Regions from separate parts of the Homo sapiens genome. Here region 2 is linked to region 1. A link is a loop called in an ENCODE intact Hi-C map of the cell type or tissue named here. Cell type or tissue: gastrocnemius medialis. All regions are shown on one strand. Each heading gives the region's core, and the rest is flanking DNA. Links, peaks and the distances in the headings are about the cores only. Region 1 overlaps FRMPD4 (FERM and PDZ domain containing 4). Region 2 overlaps FRMPD4 (FERM and PDZ domain containing 4).

What was found. Hi-C counts contacts between places; a loop is a spot of excess contacts. Peaks named below come from ENCODE experiments on the same cell type or tissue, not always from the same donor. Only the 100,000 strongest peaks of a DNase experiment are listed, where the experiment ranks them.
Region 2: it touches region 1 in a loop (4-fold over the local background); 4 of 110 quality-filtered maps call a loop at or near these places.

The regions. Positions count from the first base shown.
Region 1 is chrX:12,563,695-12,571,630 of GRCh38, forward strand. The region is part of intron 2 of FRMPD4 (FERM and PDZ domain containing 4); the gene reads left to right. Among named protein-coding and RNA genes, the nearest start is that of FRMPD4-AS1, 190 kb to the left of the region's middle. In gastrocnemius medialis, for the core only: a CTCF peak has its summit at 4,352 (motif pointing left); no DNase peak of the experiment used is centred there.
Region 2 is chrX:12,491,515-12,499,450 of GRCh38, forward strand. FRMPD4 (FERM and PDZ domain containing 4) reads left to right here. Exons shown (of 17, transcript NM_001368397.1): 2 at 7,166-7,282. Among named protein-coding and RNA genes, the nearest start is that of FRMPD4-AS1, 120 kb to the left of the region's middle. In gastrocnemius medialis, for the core only: no CTCF peak of the experiment used is centred there; a DNase peak (open chromatin) is centred at 3,447; H3K27ac peaks cover 1,674 bases.

The DNA.
Region 1 (7,936 bases), core at 1,928-6,927:
ACTTTACCTGCCCATTGGAAACCCTTGGAATTTGGCTTTCCCCTCAATGCTGACTGGTCTGGAATGCTTCCAGAGTATTTTTAACTCTAACATGTCCTTATAATTGGGTTGAGAAACACTGCTCTAAATTTCAAAGTAATGTTAGATATCATTAGGGACTGAATTGGTAATAACAGCACATCTTTAAGATGATTGTTGGAGGACATTTGCTTTATGTCTTAGTTCAGACTGTTATAAGAAATACACACTAAACTAGGGTGACTTAAACAATGAACATTCACTTCTCCCAACTCTGGGGGCTAGGAAGCCCAAGATCAAGGTGTCAGCAGATCCAGTGTCTGGTGAGGGCCTGCCTCCTGGTTTGTAGTTGGCCATCTTCTCATTGTATCCTCACATAGCAGAGAGCAGAGAGAGAAGAAGCAAGCTCTCCCATGTCTCTTCTTATGTGGGCACTAATCCTATTTGTGAGGGCTCCATACTCATGACCTAGTCATCTCCCTAAGGCTCCACCTCCAAATTCTATCACATTGAGGATTAGGCTTCAACATACCAATTTTGGTGGAACACAAACATTCAATCCATAGCTCTCTACATGAGATTTACTTTCCAGACTGGAATAGGTATGCCGCTTTAAACATTTATGTAACCAGAGATTAATCGACAGTTTTTAAAATCTAAATGACTCAGATTTTTATTTTACAATAAAATAATGACAAATGATGACACATAAGCCAGTAGAATTTATTCCATTTGGCAATGAGGAATTCTTCAGCCACATGTTATTGTATAAGGACACTATTGAGCTCTACACATAAGTGCAACATTTTTCCCCAAAATGACTCTGATCTCAGAACCTGAAGTTTCACAATTTAATAGTTAATTTCAACAACAGGTACTTAGTATAATAAGTGAACTTTATACTCAGTAAGTCATTGGAATTGTAATCAATAAGCAGGATCAACTTCCAGGTTAAGGCTCGTGATTCCTATTATAGCCCTGATTAAATTGTAGGAGTCATTCTCCAACAAAAGGAAGCAGAGATCCCTGGAGAAATGGCTGATTATGAGGCTGGAACTGGAAAAATACAAGATGAGCCTACAACATCTCATAGTACTACAAGGTAAGGAAATGCTTGAGAGAGAGAGAGAGAGAGAGAGAGAGAATGTATCAGAGGGACACAGAAGCCAACCTGAAAAGTTCTCAGTGGCCAAACTTGGAAATTTTGAGTAACAAAATAGTAGCATGGCCGGGCGTGGTGGCGGGTGCCTGTAATCCCAGCTACTCAGGAGGCTGAGGCACGAGAATCGCTTAAACTGGGGGAGGCAGAGGTTGCAGTGAGCGGAGATCGTGCCACTGCACTCCAGCCTGGGTGACAGAGAGAGACTCAGTCTCAAAAAAAAAAGTAGCATAGTATTGGATTATAACCAAGTGTAAAAATTAAATATACATGGCTCCATACTGATATAAATAAATGATTTGATATAAAAATTAATAAGACAGAGGGAGAAACAAATCTTGCAGAAAAATTCCAAATAATTTATGTGGCTACTCCTCCCCTCCAGGAGGTGGAGCTTAGGCCCACTCTTGAGTGTAAGCTACACTTTGTTACTTGATTCCAAACAGTAGAGTATAGAAAGGGGTAAAAAATATATATAGCTTTACAACTGAGAAAGCTGGCAAGCACTACCTTAGCCAGGGATCAAAGTCAACATCACCAGTGATAAGTCATGTTGATAGCAGACACCACTGACATAATATAACAAGAAGGGCACATCACCTCTGTGATATTCTTTACAAAAATCCATAACCTAGTCTAATCATGAAGAAAATGTCAGCCCAACCCAATTTGAGAGATAGTCTATCAAATATCTGACCAGTACTCCTCAAAACTGTCAAGGTCACAAAAAATAGGGAAAGACTAAGAAATTGTCACAGACCAGAAGAGACTAAGGAGACATGACTACTAAGTGCAATGTGGCACCTGAAATGCATCCTGGAACAGAAAAGGCACATTAATGGAAAAACTGGTGACATCTAAGTCTGGAATTTAGTTAATAGTAATATAACAATGTTGGTTTCTTAGTTGTGACAAATGTACCATGCCAACATAAGACATTAACAATGGGGGAAACGGGGTAAGGGGTGAACTGGAACTCTCTGTGCCATCTTTGCAACTTTTGTACAAATCTAAATTTTCCATAATAAAAAGTTTACTAAAATGATGAGGTGAAGCTTTAACTCATTTGTTCTAAAGCACAATTTTCTTCATCATATTAGTCATTTTAGGGCCGGGCACTGAACAATTAGTGGTAATGATGATGAATTGGTGGCAGGAAGGATTTCTAAGAAACAGTTTTAAATATAGGGGACATGAAAAGAACAAAATCTTCTGAACACCTAGAAGGTAGAAACTGAAAACTGTGTGTCCTATAGTAAGGCCCAGTGTCTTCTACAGAATGTCTGGCTACAGAAACGAATTATGATTAAAGAGATAATGTGAATACAATGGGCCCTTGAGAACTGAAGGAAATGGAATGCAGCAAAAGCGGAAAAAGAACTGTGACAGGCTCCACCTCCTCCATGATCTTGCTCAGGTTCAAGTTTGCTTGTCCTAGACCACCCCTAGACTCTAACAAACCCTAGGGAAGACTCAAGTCTTCCAGTCAATTTTTAAATTCTTGTCACCATGCATTTTGTTTTCTGTATATCATTTCTGATGTTACCACCATGACTGCCCCCTGAGTACTCAATGTTAATATGCTTACATTTCTCTTACAAAAAAAAGATTCACTTCATAGCATCACAATATCACAATATAAATAGGATTTTCTATTGTGTGATTATTTTCATCAGGCCAACAGAAATGAAATGAAGGCAGAAGAAACATTGTCCCCATGTAATTTAAAGAAAACAAAAAGAAGATCACTGAAATGAACTGTCTTAAATTTCTAAAACTTGAAAATTAAAAGAGCTAAGAAATTATTTATCGAAACTATTTATTTTGCTTTTCTCTGAGGAGTGCAAGGGTGAATTTTTTGCATAAAAGATTACGTTAATAACTGCCCACTGCTTTTTGGTTTTAAAACCATGACTCTTTGGGGAACATTTTTTGAGGAGTTTTTGGGGGTCATTTAGAAAGTAGCAAAAAATATTATTTCCCCAAGATCACACACCAAACTGGCCCTCACAACTCAGCTCTCAGCGAAGAGAAAACTACCTTTCTTTTCTCATTTGTACTATAAGGATACTCTATTGGATATAACTCAAAGTTCAGTGATAGAAAAGAGAAATTAATGTTGTTTTCCTTCATTCCATTTCAATATAATTTTCCCACAAAGATAGGTAAGTCATTATACATTTTCCTCTTTGCCCTAGTGTGGGGAAAAAAAACACTTTTTTTCCACACTAAATTCTCCTCCCTCAGTTTCTGCCATACACAGCCATATTCTGAACCACTGGTGATTTTCATTGTCTAAATTAAATTATTGTAATAAATACCTGCTGTATTCCTACCATTCTGTACCTAAGGCTTTGGGAGCAACAGATTTGCACAATACTTATTTTCTAAGAACCCCTCCAATGCTGGTTGTCCCAGAGCCACTTGGATTTAAGATAAGAGTTTTATTTAAAGTAACATATCTGTGTCCCTTTGTGATGTTTCTGTGACATGGCATTCATTTTCCAGGAAGATCTAAAAATCTCAGCTCTCTGCAAGCATTCATTCATGCATACATGCATTTATCTATTTCTTAAACACTTAGGTGCTACTTTGTGGTAGGTGATTAGGATTAAAAAATGAATAACCAATGAGCCCTATACTGAAGAGGCAGATAGATAAGAAGATAATCACAATCAATGTGGCCAATGCTGAACCAGAGAAATGAGCAGGAATTGAAATAGTTGGGTAGATGGGGTGATGCCTACATGGTGAGCAGGGGTTCACTTTCTGTAGATAAGCCAAGGACTTTGGGGAAAGAGGGAACAGCAGGGATGACCAGGCTTCTGACAGGCCTTAGATGTTTCCTGCACTAGGATTGATGACCCTGGATCCTAGTGAGGTGCTATGCAGAATGATGGTAGAGAGGACAGTTTGAGGCAGGTTCTGAAGAGCCCTGTATGCTACCAGAAAACCCTGAACTTTTTTCCTATATGCATTTTGAGCCAACAGAGATGTTTAACCAAGAATGTTACGTGGATAGTCTCAGGTTTTGGTAACATCTGCATTCCATTGACTGTTTCAAGGATAGCCTAATTATGTGTATTTTTTAATAATATCAACATTTCTAGAAAGGTTTACTGTCTAAAAATTATCTAATGACAATCACAAAATGGAAAGGTTTCTTTGCTGCCCTCTACAGGCTTCCAGGGCTCAGTGCTTTGAAAAAAATCAGCCTTGAATGGGCAAACACACATCTCATTTTGTTTGGCAAGAAAACGCTAACAGTAGGAAAAGTTTAAAATAGCCAAATTAATGTATAGCAAGTAGAATGACAAATACAGAAAGGTACTGTGTGCTATTGGTGATCCCTTGCATTTCAAAGTCTTTTAACTTGGAGTTCTATAGTTCAAATAATTTTCCAGTATATTTATCTAAGGCTCATAATACTTTATAAATCTTAAGTTGACAATAATTATTGTGATTAATAATTGTTACATAATTTAAACAGATTAAGGTGCAAATAACAAATTTAAAAGGCCAATTGATAAAATATTTTCATTACATATGACTAACAAAAGGCTTGCTTTATTTTTGCTTTGTTCTATTAATCTCGAAGAGCTTTCCATATCAACACACAAAGAGCTCTTCCTCATTCTTTCTCAGTGCTTCATAAAATTCCATTGTATATGATTTTTAAATGATAAACTTTTTATGTCATTAAAATATTTATTTAAGGATCCACCAGAAATGGTAAGCATTGATATCTTGTGGGCAATGGGCCTGGGGTTTGGGGTACTGGGACAAGACCCTTATTTTCCATTTTATTGTCTTCTACAGTATTTGAAATTTTCTCCTAAAGCATCTTTTACTTCCATAATTATAGAAAGCTGTTCTAGGATTATAAATTAGCAGTGAAAAGTATGGAATTACTTGATTTCTAGTCTGTGACTCAGACTATTGAATATGGTTCATCTACAAGGAAGATACGCATTTCAGAGTTACATGTTCTATAAAATCACATCAGCTATGGTTTGAATGTTCCTTCCAAAACATGTGGAAATTTAACTGCCATTGTGATCGTATTAAGAGGTAGGACTGTTAAGAGGTGATTAGGCCATGAGAACTGTGCCCTCATGAGTAGATTAACGTTGTCATTTGGGAGTAGGTTTTTTATTACTAGAGTAGGTTGCTATAAAAGTGAGTTCTTCCTTCTCTTCCTAGCTCACTCTTGGGCCTTTTATCATGGATGACTCAGCATGATGGCCCCTTTCAGATGCTGACACCACGCTCTTGGACTTCTCAGCCTCTAGAACCATGAGTCAAATAAATTTCTGTTCATTATAAGTTACCCAGTCTGTGGTATTCTGTTACAGCAACATAAAGCAGACGAAGACAACATCTAATTTTCAAATTTCTAAGCTATTAGAGAGTGAAATTTCAGAAAACTTCAAATAAAAATTTTGATAAAATTTCAGTATAGAAAATTATGCTAATACAAAGTTGTAATTAATATTAAAATGCTTTTAAGCTGAAAGTCAGGAAACCCAGAGTTCAGATTTTTTCTCTCCTTAGGCATTAAGATAGTTTCTTCTCTATGGCTCAGGTTATCAATCAGTAAAATGGGAATTATTTTATTCACCTATATCAATAGGAGATCAATATTTTTTACCCACTATTCAAAGTCAGTAAAAAATTAACTTGGAAACTTAGAAAAAATAGTTTTAAAAAACCACACTCTGTTTCTGTTTTCTGTTAACTTTTACTAAGAGTTTGTGCTTATAGACTAACACATAATTTAATTCAAGTATGCTTTCTTTCAGTCTAGTTACACAGAAATTTAATTTAAAAACAAAAGAGGTATCAGTGGAAACAGCTGAGCGCTAGTAAAAGTGCTTAAACCTGAGAAATTTTAGAAATTGCTTTAAGTGGTTCAATCTGGAGGTAAATGTCTTCAGTTCGGGAACTAGCATTTTAGTGTATCTACAGCAGTACTTGGTATAGCATTAGTGTGACAGGACTGCCAGGTTCCTAAATCTAGCACCTCCTATGTAGTTCTGTGGTTTTGTTCCTCCTTCCAGCTGCCTTGGGTTCAAATCAGAAGGTGTCTTAAAAGAGCTCAAATGTGGAACACACTATGCACCAGGTAAATTTAAATGGCTTTCATTACCCTCTGTTTGAGTGTTTGCCTTATATTCTTCATTAATTGAATAACTTTGTAGTTGGCCAAGCACTTTTATGTTGATATTGTATTGGAGTACATGTAAATTACCCAACAGTTGCTGGGAGGTGAAGCAACCTGCCTGAAGCAAGGCTAGAATTGCAGCCCAAGGCATCTCCTGTAATTCCTTTGCCCTTTCCCCTGCATTGCCAGTGCCTCAGGGCAGCATCCAGTTCCTAATCTCCCTGAAAAGACAGAACTCCACTCTCTGAACTTTACATATATTTATTTTATTTTATTTTATTTTATTTTATTTTTCTGAGATGGAATCTTGCTCTGTTGCCCAGGCAATGGCACGATCTCAGCTCACTGCAACCTCTGCCTCCTGGGCTGAAGTGATTCTCCTGCCTCAGCCTCCTGAGCAGCTGGGACTACAGGCACCCACCACCACACATGGCTAATTTTGGTATTTTTAGTAGAGATGGGGTTTCACCATGTTGCCCAGGCTGGTCTCAAACTCCTGACCTTGTGATCTACACACCTCAGCCTCCCAAAGTGCTAGGACTAAAGGCATAAGCCACCATGCCTGGCCACATGTATTTATTTTCTAACACCACAGTATCAGAGAAGTACTGTTATCTCAGTACAGTAGTCCCCCTTTATTCATAGCAAGGGTTATGTTGCAAGACCCCTAGTGGATGCCTGGAACCGAGGATACTACTGAACCCTATGGATTCTGTTTTTTCAATTTAATAACTGAGAAGGCCACTAAGCGACTTAGGGGCAGGGAGTGTATACAGGGTGGATCTGCTGGACAAAAGGATAGTTCTCCAGAGCACGGTAGAGCAGAAACATTGTGAGATATCATCACGCTACTCAGAATGGCAAGTAATTAAAAATTTAGGAATTGTCTATTTTCTGGAATTTCCCACTTAATATTTTCAGAACTTGGTTAATCTCAGGTAACTGAAACCTCAGAAAGCGAAACAGTGCATAAAAGGGGATTACCATAAATAAAAATAAATGTTATTTTTGTTTTAAATGTCTCTAAGTGATCTGCATCGAAACCTAAACTTTGAGGTAAGATTCTCTACCCAATCTTTAAGCCTGAATGGAATTTATTAAACTACTGAGCTCTTTTCTCCCACAATGAATAATTTACTCTTCAGCCAGGCATGCCTGTGAAATACTTAAGTGAAAGCTACACAAATGATCACAACAATAAAATTCTTATTAACTCACATATAAAACATATTATGGTATTTGCAGCTAGGTGTTGCTATGGCAACAGTTAAAAAAATTTTTTTAAACATTTGTCACACTAAATGAAGTATGGGATGTACTTTTTTGTTAACTGTGAATTTACATGACCTGCAACACGACAATGGCTTAATGGGAGCTAAACAAAGGGTGCAGTTTCCCCTCCCTCTTCCTGCCTGTTTCCCCTTTCTCCTAGGAGCCATTTCAGGCTTTCTATCTTGATTAACTGTGTCTTAGTAATTGGAGCTTACAGCTCAGAACAGTAATTCTGTCCCATAATTGTAGATGTTAAATTTTAATTCTACTCTGTAATTGGCAATAATCAGGCCATGTTCTGGCTTTTCTGGAGTGCTCAATTA
Region 2 (7,936 bases), core at 1,038-6,037, 73 kb before region 1:
TGACGTAGTAGCAAACAACCCCTCTTGTTGAGCTGTTCTAAGGATTAAAAAGAAAGAATCTGTGAAAGTGCCTAGAACAGTGCCTGACAGCAGTTATTCAACAAATGGCATTTCAACACACATGTATTCTTACCCACTCAAAGGCAGAGAACTACAATTTTAATCCTAACATCCTGTGCCAGTATCATCATGTAGCTTGGATTCATTTATTAATTCAATTCCCATTTGAACATCTATCATGTGCCTGGCACTAGTCTGAGTAATACTGATAGAAAGGTAAGGACATTGTCCATCCCCTCAAGGGTGAGTGCCCAGCCTACCACCTGGCATCATATGCTTGGGAAGTATAATAACAGCTACAAACTCATGAACAGGTACAACAGCATTCTAGCAGAAGGAGCTCAAGACTTGACCTGTTGACGGTTCTCACATTTAGCTCTGTGATGCCTCTCTGAGCAATGAATCTTAGCCATTCTACTATGCTATCTCCTCAACAATATCATGCTAATTATATTGTCCTTCCACATTTACAGAGTTGGAGAATTCAGTGAACTAAGAGATGCAAATGCACAGTACAAAATTCAAATGTCCAATTCGGGGCAGGGCTGCATCTAACTTTAATGGCAACCACTGCATGTGATGTCTGGGGACTCTATAGATACATGGCCTCAGACCCTGAAGACATCTGGATTCTGTCACTGGATTGTTCACAAAGTGAGGCTGAACTTTGTAAGTAGAAACTTTTGGAAGAAGACCAGTTAACCCAGATTTAATTATCCTAATAATTCTCCCTGATACCTAATTAAGAAACATAACTAACTCAACAAGCTGTGAGAGGCTTGTGCTGAAAATCATAGATGTATAACTACATAATTAATTTTATTGTGTGGGTTGGTAAATCATGTAATGAATCAGATGAAAATAATCAGAAAAGTATTTCAATTTGGTTGTTAAAATATACAGTCAAATGTCTTTTACCATAGTGAAACTCTTGATTAATAATACATTTCTTCTTGATTAAAATCATTTTGTAATGAATATATTTTTGAGCATCTGCTTTCATGAGGCTTGGCATTAATATTTAAAGTAGTTTTTAACTGTGTGCTTTTCCCCCTTTACTATATTTTCCTGTCCTCCTTGTCATAACAAAAGTGACGTCTTAAAAATAGTTGGTGGGATGATTTTTACTTCTATCTGTGGGGCTTTGAAGTTATTTTCAGGCTATTAATGTAGCTTTCCTCACATGTACCTGTGCCAAAACCTGCTAATAAGGAACAGTAGAATGAAAAGCTGCTACCTGTTGTATGAGATCAAAATACTTTGACTACTGTACTGAAGCTTGATTTAATGGAGAAAGTTATGTTCTGAGGGAAAAGAGAAAGCAGCCTGATTCAGGACCTATGTGTGTCTACAGCACGAATAAATGGAATGAAAAGACCTGGTTAGCCGGTTCCTTACTGATTCATGGGGGCAAGAAACTGTACAGGACAGTTTCTCCCTGAGGGTCATGCCAGGGACCCTCTACTAACCCCAATGTGACATATCAAGCTGGGCACAAAAGAAACATGGCTGTCTTCAAAACTTGGAGCTTGTTAAATTCATCCAGAACCATCTATTATCATTCATTTTCCTCACACCTCTCCACTTCCTTACCTTAACCCACATTGCATGTCAACCCAAAACATACCTTGAATACCATCTGCTTGCAAATGTAAAATACTATCTTAGGATACCTTGAGGTATCTGTAGGGTTTGGGGTTCTATAATCCAACCACCATTTACAGCAAGCTAAATGAGAATGCTATATAACCTTGGGTTAGTCTGAAAATAATCTTTGTGAGTCCACAAAGATAAGAATGATAAAATTCTGGATCGTGTTTTATTTTGTTAGACCTGTATAGTATCATGCAATGTCACCGATGAATGACCGAATGCATAGAGCTTTAGCTTTGGTTTTCCCATATCTGAAATGAAGATAATGCATTCCTCAACACCAAGTCTCAAAGGATGCAGCTTATTCCTGGCTACCTGTCCAAAATATTACCAGATACATAAGAAAGCTGATAAGTTGTTATCACACTTATTTGTGGCACAGTGTAAGTAATATGGAGTTTGGAGTAGAAAGTCTCAGGGCTCAGTAGATTGCTGTCCCTATTAGGCTAGTTATACACCCTTTCTGTGTCTCAGTTTCTTCATCTTTGAAAGGGAAATAATAATGCAGGCGCCTGTTGCGTGCTGAGGCAGGCCTGTGAGTATCCTAAGCAGTTATATCCTTAGAAATGCTGCGTGCTACTCTTATTAGTATGACCATTACTGCTTACAACACAATGTACCATTTGATGAGACTATTCTAAATGAGTCAAGCATTGTACTTTAGAGCTTTATGTATCTCATTTATCTGCATAACATCACTGTGAGCTAGTTGTTATTATTTCCATTTTACACATAAAACTAAAACCCAGAAAAGCCAACCTGTTAAGTGGCAAACCTGGTATTTGAACTCTTTCCCTCTGATGTAAAGATATGTTGTATTTATCACTATTAGACTCTAAGCAGAAACCTTGAGAATGCTTGGTTTTATGTTTTATTCAACTAAGGTTTATTGAGAACCTGCTATATACCAGGTACTATACTAAGAATTGTGCATTAATTACATTATCTTCTTGTAACAGTCCTATGAGCTAAGCAGGGTTTTTTCATCTTGGCTCTATTGCCATTTTGGCCAGATAGTTCTATCTTTTGAGGGGCTGTCCTGTGTGTTGTAGGATGTTTAGCAATATACCTAGTCTCCTCCTCCCCTCAGTTGTGACCACCAAAAATCTCTAGATATTGCTAAGTGTCCCTTGGGGGCAAAATCACCCCAGATGAAAAACAGTGAGTTAGAATAATTCTACTTTACAGGTGATGAAAACAAGGTACAGAGAGTTTAGAGTAAATTGCACAGGGTCACAAATCTAGTAAGTGGCAGAATTTGAATCTGACTCGGGACTTTGGAACCTGACCTCACATTCCTTCTCCCCTACGGCATCCCTTTTTCTGATACTGCCATGTTTCTAAGGAAACTCAAATACCAAAGAGGCCTCCAGGTGGCTCCTGAAAGCCTGCCTTCTCCTAGGGCGAGCTGGCCATCGAGATTTTGTCCAGGACTTAGAGGCATGAACGCAGGAGGAAACCATGGGTTGCTTCCACTAATGGTTGCAATACAAATCGTTCCACAACTTTGTCTGTACCATTCATAGCTGCTCTCATTTCCTATCAAGTATGAAGACATTTTTTGTCCAGGAAGGTTTCAATCTGTTGCAAACAATAGATGGGTAAAGCACAAAGTTACAAACCAGTTCAGTCAGTCGCTGGGAGTTTCTGAAGTGACTTAAATAGCCCTGCCAATGTAGGTCGCTATTTTTAAGGCTGAGCTAAGCGTTTGAAAGTGGTTCACACAGCCATGCTCTCAGATAGAAGTCACAGGACATCAGAATTGCAAGAACTCTCAAGGCCTTGCCTGAGCCCGGTGGAAATGGACACTGTGCACCCAGGATCACACAGCTGGGATTTCTGGTAAAAAACTTTCTGATGTTTCCTTCCGCCTTGAGAATGGCTGAACTCATCACCTTCTGACATTCTGGGAAGGTGTGACTGCTTGGTTAAGACCCTTCTTGCCCTGCTCTTGCCAGAATGGAGAAGAATAGATGACCAAGCCTTTCACTGTCTTTCTGTTCTGAGGATGGATTAAAGCCATTCATACTTGCAAAACCACCCAAAGTCCTATATTATAGTTATTTAGCAAAGACTTTATAGCACATACTGAGTGCTTTACAAAATTCACTTAGTATTCTCCCAATGGGTCCTATTGTCATCATTTTACCAAGGAGTAGCTGGAACTGAGGGGGTTAGGGAGATGAAGTAACTTGTTCAAGGTCGTGGAAAATAAACGGCAGAGCCTGGATTGAAGAGAGTCTGGTTCTAACCCAGTGTTTCTCAAACTTGAGTGGGCATCAGCATTGTGTGGAAGCTTGTTAAACACAGATTGCTGGATCACCCCCATCACCCCAGAGTTTTGGATTCAGTAGGTCTTGGGTGGTGCCCCAAAATTTACATCTCAAATTCCCAGGTGATGCCGCTATTGCTGCTCCTGGGACTATGCTTCTCAAACTCTCTGCTCCAGCATATCTGCTCTTGATCACCACATCCTTCCTCTCCTACCTTGTCAGCTAAAAATAAAAAATAATAATAATAAAAAAAAAGGTAGAGTTATGTGGAGCAGTGGGTCGCCACTTTGGCTGACCTGGGTAGTATAAAATACCAATGCCTAGGCCCTATCCCCAGATATTCGGGCTCAGTGGCTTGGCTTTGGTTCCAGGCATCTGTAGTTTACAAGTTCCTCCATGGGGGATTCCAACGTGCAGTAAGGCATCACACTGGAAACCACTGATTTGGGTGATGCCTCACAAACTTTCCAGGGTATATAAATTCCATAGGGATCTCAAGAAAATGCAGATTCTGCATTTCTAACAAACCACAAGGTAATACCCATGCTACCAGATCTCAGCCGAAGCTTGGGGTAGCAAGAACTAGTATTTCCCAAACCCCATGGTTACCAGTTAAAAAATACAGAATGCCTACTTCAATTTAAATTTTCAATAAATAATAACATTACTTTTTGGTATAAGTATATCCTATATATTACAATAAAATTATACTAACATTTATACTAAAAATTATTCATTGTTTATTTGAAATTCAATTTAAGTGGATACTTTTGTTTGGCTTTGCTTTTTGGCTAAATCTGGCAACCCTACCTGAAGACAAGAATCATCTGAATTACTTGTTTCAATGCATTCACACCTACTCATGGATTTCTTGTTCTAATGCAGACCTACTGAATCATAATCATCATTTCTGGGACCTGGTAATCTGTATATTTAACAAGTGCTGCCAGGTGCTTCTTTTCAGCTCAATTTGGGAAGTACATAAAACCCTGGATTATGCCTGCCTGAAATCCTCATACTGGCCGTTGTCAGGGCTGGACTTGTAGTCATCACACTGCATAGGAACCGGAGCCAAATCCCTCTGCAATTACGACCTGTGTCGTTAACTTTTCTCAAGGTTGTTATAGATAAATACTTACAAAGGGTGTTTTTTTTTTCTACTTGCACTTTTAATTTGCTAAATCATACTAAGGCCTTTCAGATCCATGTATTTTTTTTGTCAACACATTAACAGACATGTAGCCATGTTTGATCTTAATTATTCAATTATTTGTTTTGTATCAGGGGATACTCCTTGAGCTAGATTCAGTTGATTTGCATTTGTAGAGTTTTCCAGTATTGGCACTTCATTTGGTATTTTATGACAAGAGGCTTTATTTGAAAACATCTTGCTAAATGGTTGTTAGCTGCTTCCTGAACATACTGTACAGGAAAATGTAGTTTATAATAAAATTCAGCCTTCCTCCAACTCGTTATTATAATGCTATATTTTACATGTAAATTATATTAGGAAGCCTGTGTCTTTCCTTTAGTGATTAAGATTTCATGGAGGGGAAGAAGAATGGAAAGGAAAGGAAAAGGAAAAGGAAAGGAAAGGAAGATAGTTTATTTGTTTTCAATAAGTTAGCCTCCTCTGGGGAAGATAAACTTTCTGACACCGAACATAATTGAGTAAGCCAGAATAAATTGTTGCATTCTCTACATAGGCCTCCTTTCACTCACAAGGATATTCTTTGTGCCATTTCTAACTGTACTATTACTTTTGGAAACATTTTTAATAGAATAGACTGTGTTCATACCTGTAAGTACTTTTCTTGATACCACCTTAGAAAGCATTCAAATGCATTCTCTACTAGCGTAGAGAAATTGGTGGGTTTTTTTGGTTTTGCGTGTGGTTTTTTTGTTGTTGTTGTTTTAATAGTACCTCAGGGTAGCAAATTCATGTGTTCTCTCACTGCAGGGAAGCAGCACATTAAAAAAAAAAAAAACCACCAGAGGAAATTGCCACTGCTGACTTTTGTGCAAAGAAGAGGAACAAAATGCTTGCCATGTCTTTTAGTAGTCAATGGGCCACAGATAATCCTATGGTGGCATTCTACATTTACCAAACCAGTATTAAATTTGTGAACACTTTTTTTCCAACAGAAAAACTGTTCCTACATCCTTTATGAAGGCTGTAGGAAAATGGAAAGGAAGTTAAGAAAAAGGAATGGAGGTGGTTAAAATTATGCAAAATAGTTCATCTGCAGAAAACATGCAGGAAATGGGCTTGTTTCACTTGAGAGGTGTTGGAAGGGCTGGGCTGGGGAGGGATGAGTTGCCCAGTATCCTGGGGAATTAAAAGTCTGAAAGGCCGAGACCCCTGCTTTGGATGTTTGCTGCGGAAGAGCCACCACATGAGGTTGTTCAGGGTGCACCTAGTGCGAGAGTGCCCAGCTGTGTTAGCCCCTGCCACACTCACTAGCCTGGGTGGGCACCAGGCTGGGGGAAGGGTGCCTGCTCTGCAGTCATCTGACTGCAGGGGGTGCTGTTTCCTCTTTGCAAAGGGCTCACGGGTAGCTGAGACTGTGAGTCCCTGAAAGCATCATCACTGCTCCCTGCCACCAGCTTCGGTGGTGCCAGCCTGGGATTTGGAACCACCCAAAGGCTTTTACAGGCTATGCAGTGAATAACTTCATCTGAAGTGAAAGGACCAAGTGATGAGGGATGTTGAGCCATCCTAAAATAGCATCATTTACTTCCTTCCGAAGTATGGTTAAGGTCTGAGGAAGTCTTGGGCATACATGAGGGCAAGGAGGAATTTCTGCAGGTCCTGGGCTGAGGAGGCTTAGCCAGGATTCAGTGATGCTTCAGAAACTGGACTCAGGCCTCTGGTTACAGACTGTGACTACAAGGCTGCCCATTGCTACTGCTTGTCACATGGAGTTACTTCCTCTTTCTTCTTGATCTTGGAAAGGCAGGCACCTAGAAAATTCTCCAGAACCTACCCTTTCATTTTGCTGCTGAATTGAAGTTGTAAACTAGAAATTGTAAAAGATAATGTGTCGATTTTTGTTGCAACGTTAATTGGGGGTTTGCCCAATCTAAGAGGAGCAAGTCACATTCTCCTTCCAGAGTTTGTCTCAGAAGGAATGTTCAGGAGTCAGGTGTAATGATGCTTTTTTTTTTTTCTTTTCCAGCCACAGGACGAAGTCTTCAGGCTGGCCGCCTCCCTCGGGAACCTGGGGCTTGAGCCAGGTGCCGCCCTATGGATGGGAGATGACGGCAAACCGAGATGGGCGAGACTACTTCATCAAGTAGGTTAAACAGATGGCATGAACAATAGAATCCTTGGCCAATGGACTTCTTTATCTTTGTTTATGAGAATGAACATACTTAAATTAGGCACTCATAGGCATTTGGAGGCCATTACTAAAGCAGCTGGATCTCTTAAGCCAGCTGCTTATATTTCTATATATTTATATATTTATTTCTATACATTTATATTTCTATATATTGTGATGTTGGGTTGCTTCATTCTTCGACAGGCACCATCTTCGAATGACAAGTCACTGTGTAGCATGGTAAGCCTGGCTCAGAGCAAAAGTTTCCACCGTTAAATATTAGGCCAAGTTGTATTCGTTGTCTGAGATTAACAACCGAAGTTGGACATGCAAGAATCTCATTTACAAGGTTTTCTAGGAGTGGTCAAGACAGGAATGCTACTTTCTCATCTGTAATTTTTTAAAAATCAGCTAAAAGGATTATGTACATTATTTGTTTTATTGTAAATTTCTCACACTAACGTTGGCTTAGGTTTTGGATTTTTGTGGTGCTCTGGTTTTTTGTTAATTGTGGTATAGAGAGAGAGAGAAAAAGAGAGAAAGATAACATGAAATTTACCATTTTAACCAGTTTTAGGTGTACAATTCAGTGGCATTAAGTACATCCACAATGTTGTGCAACCATTC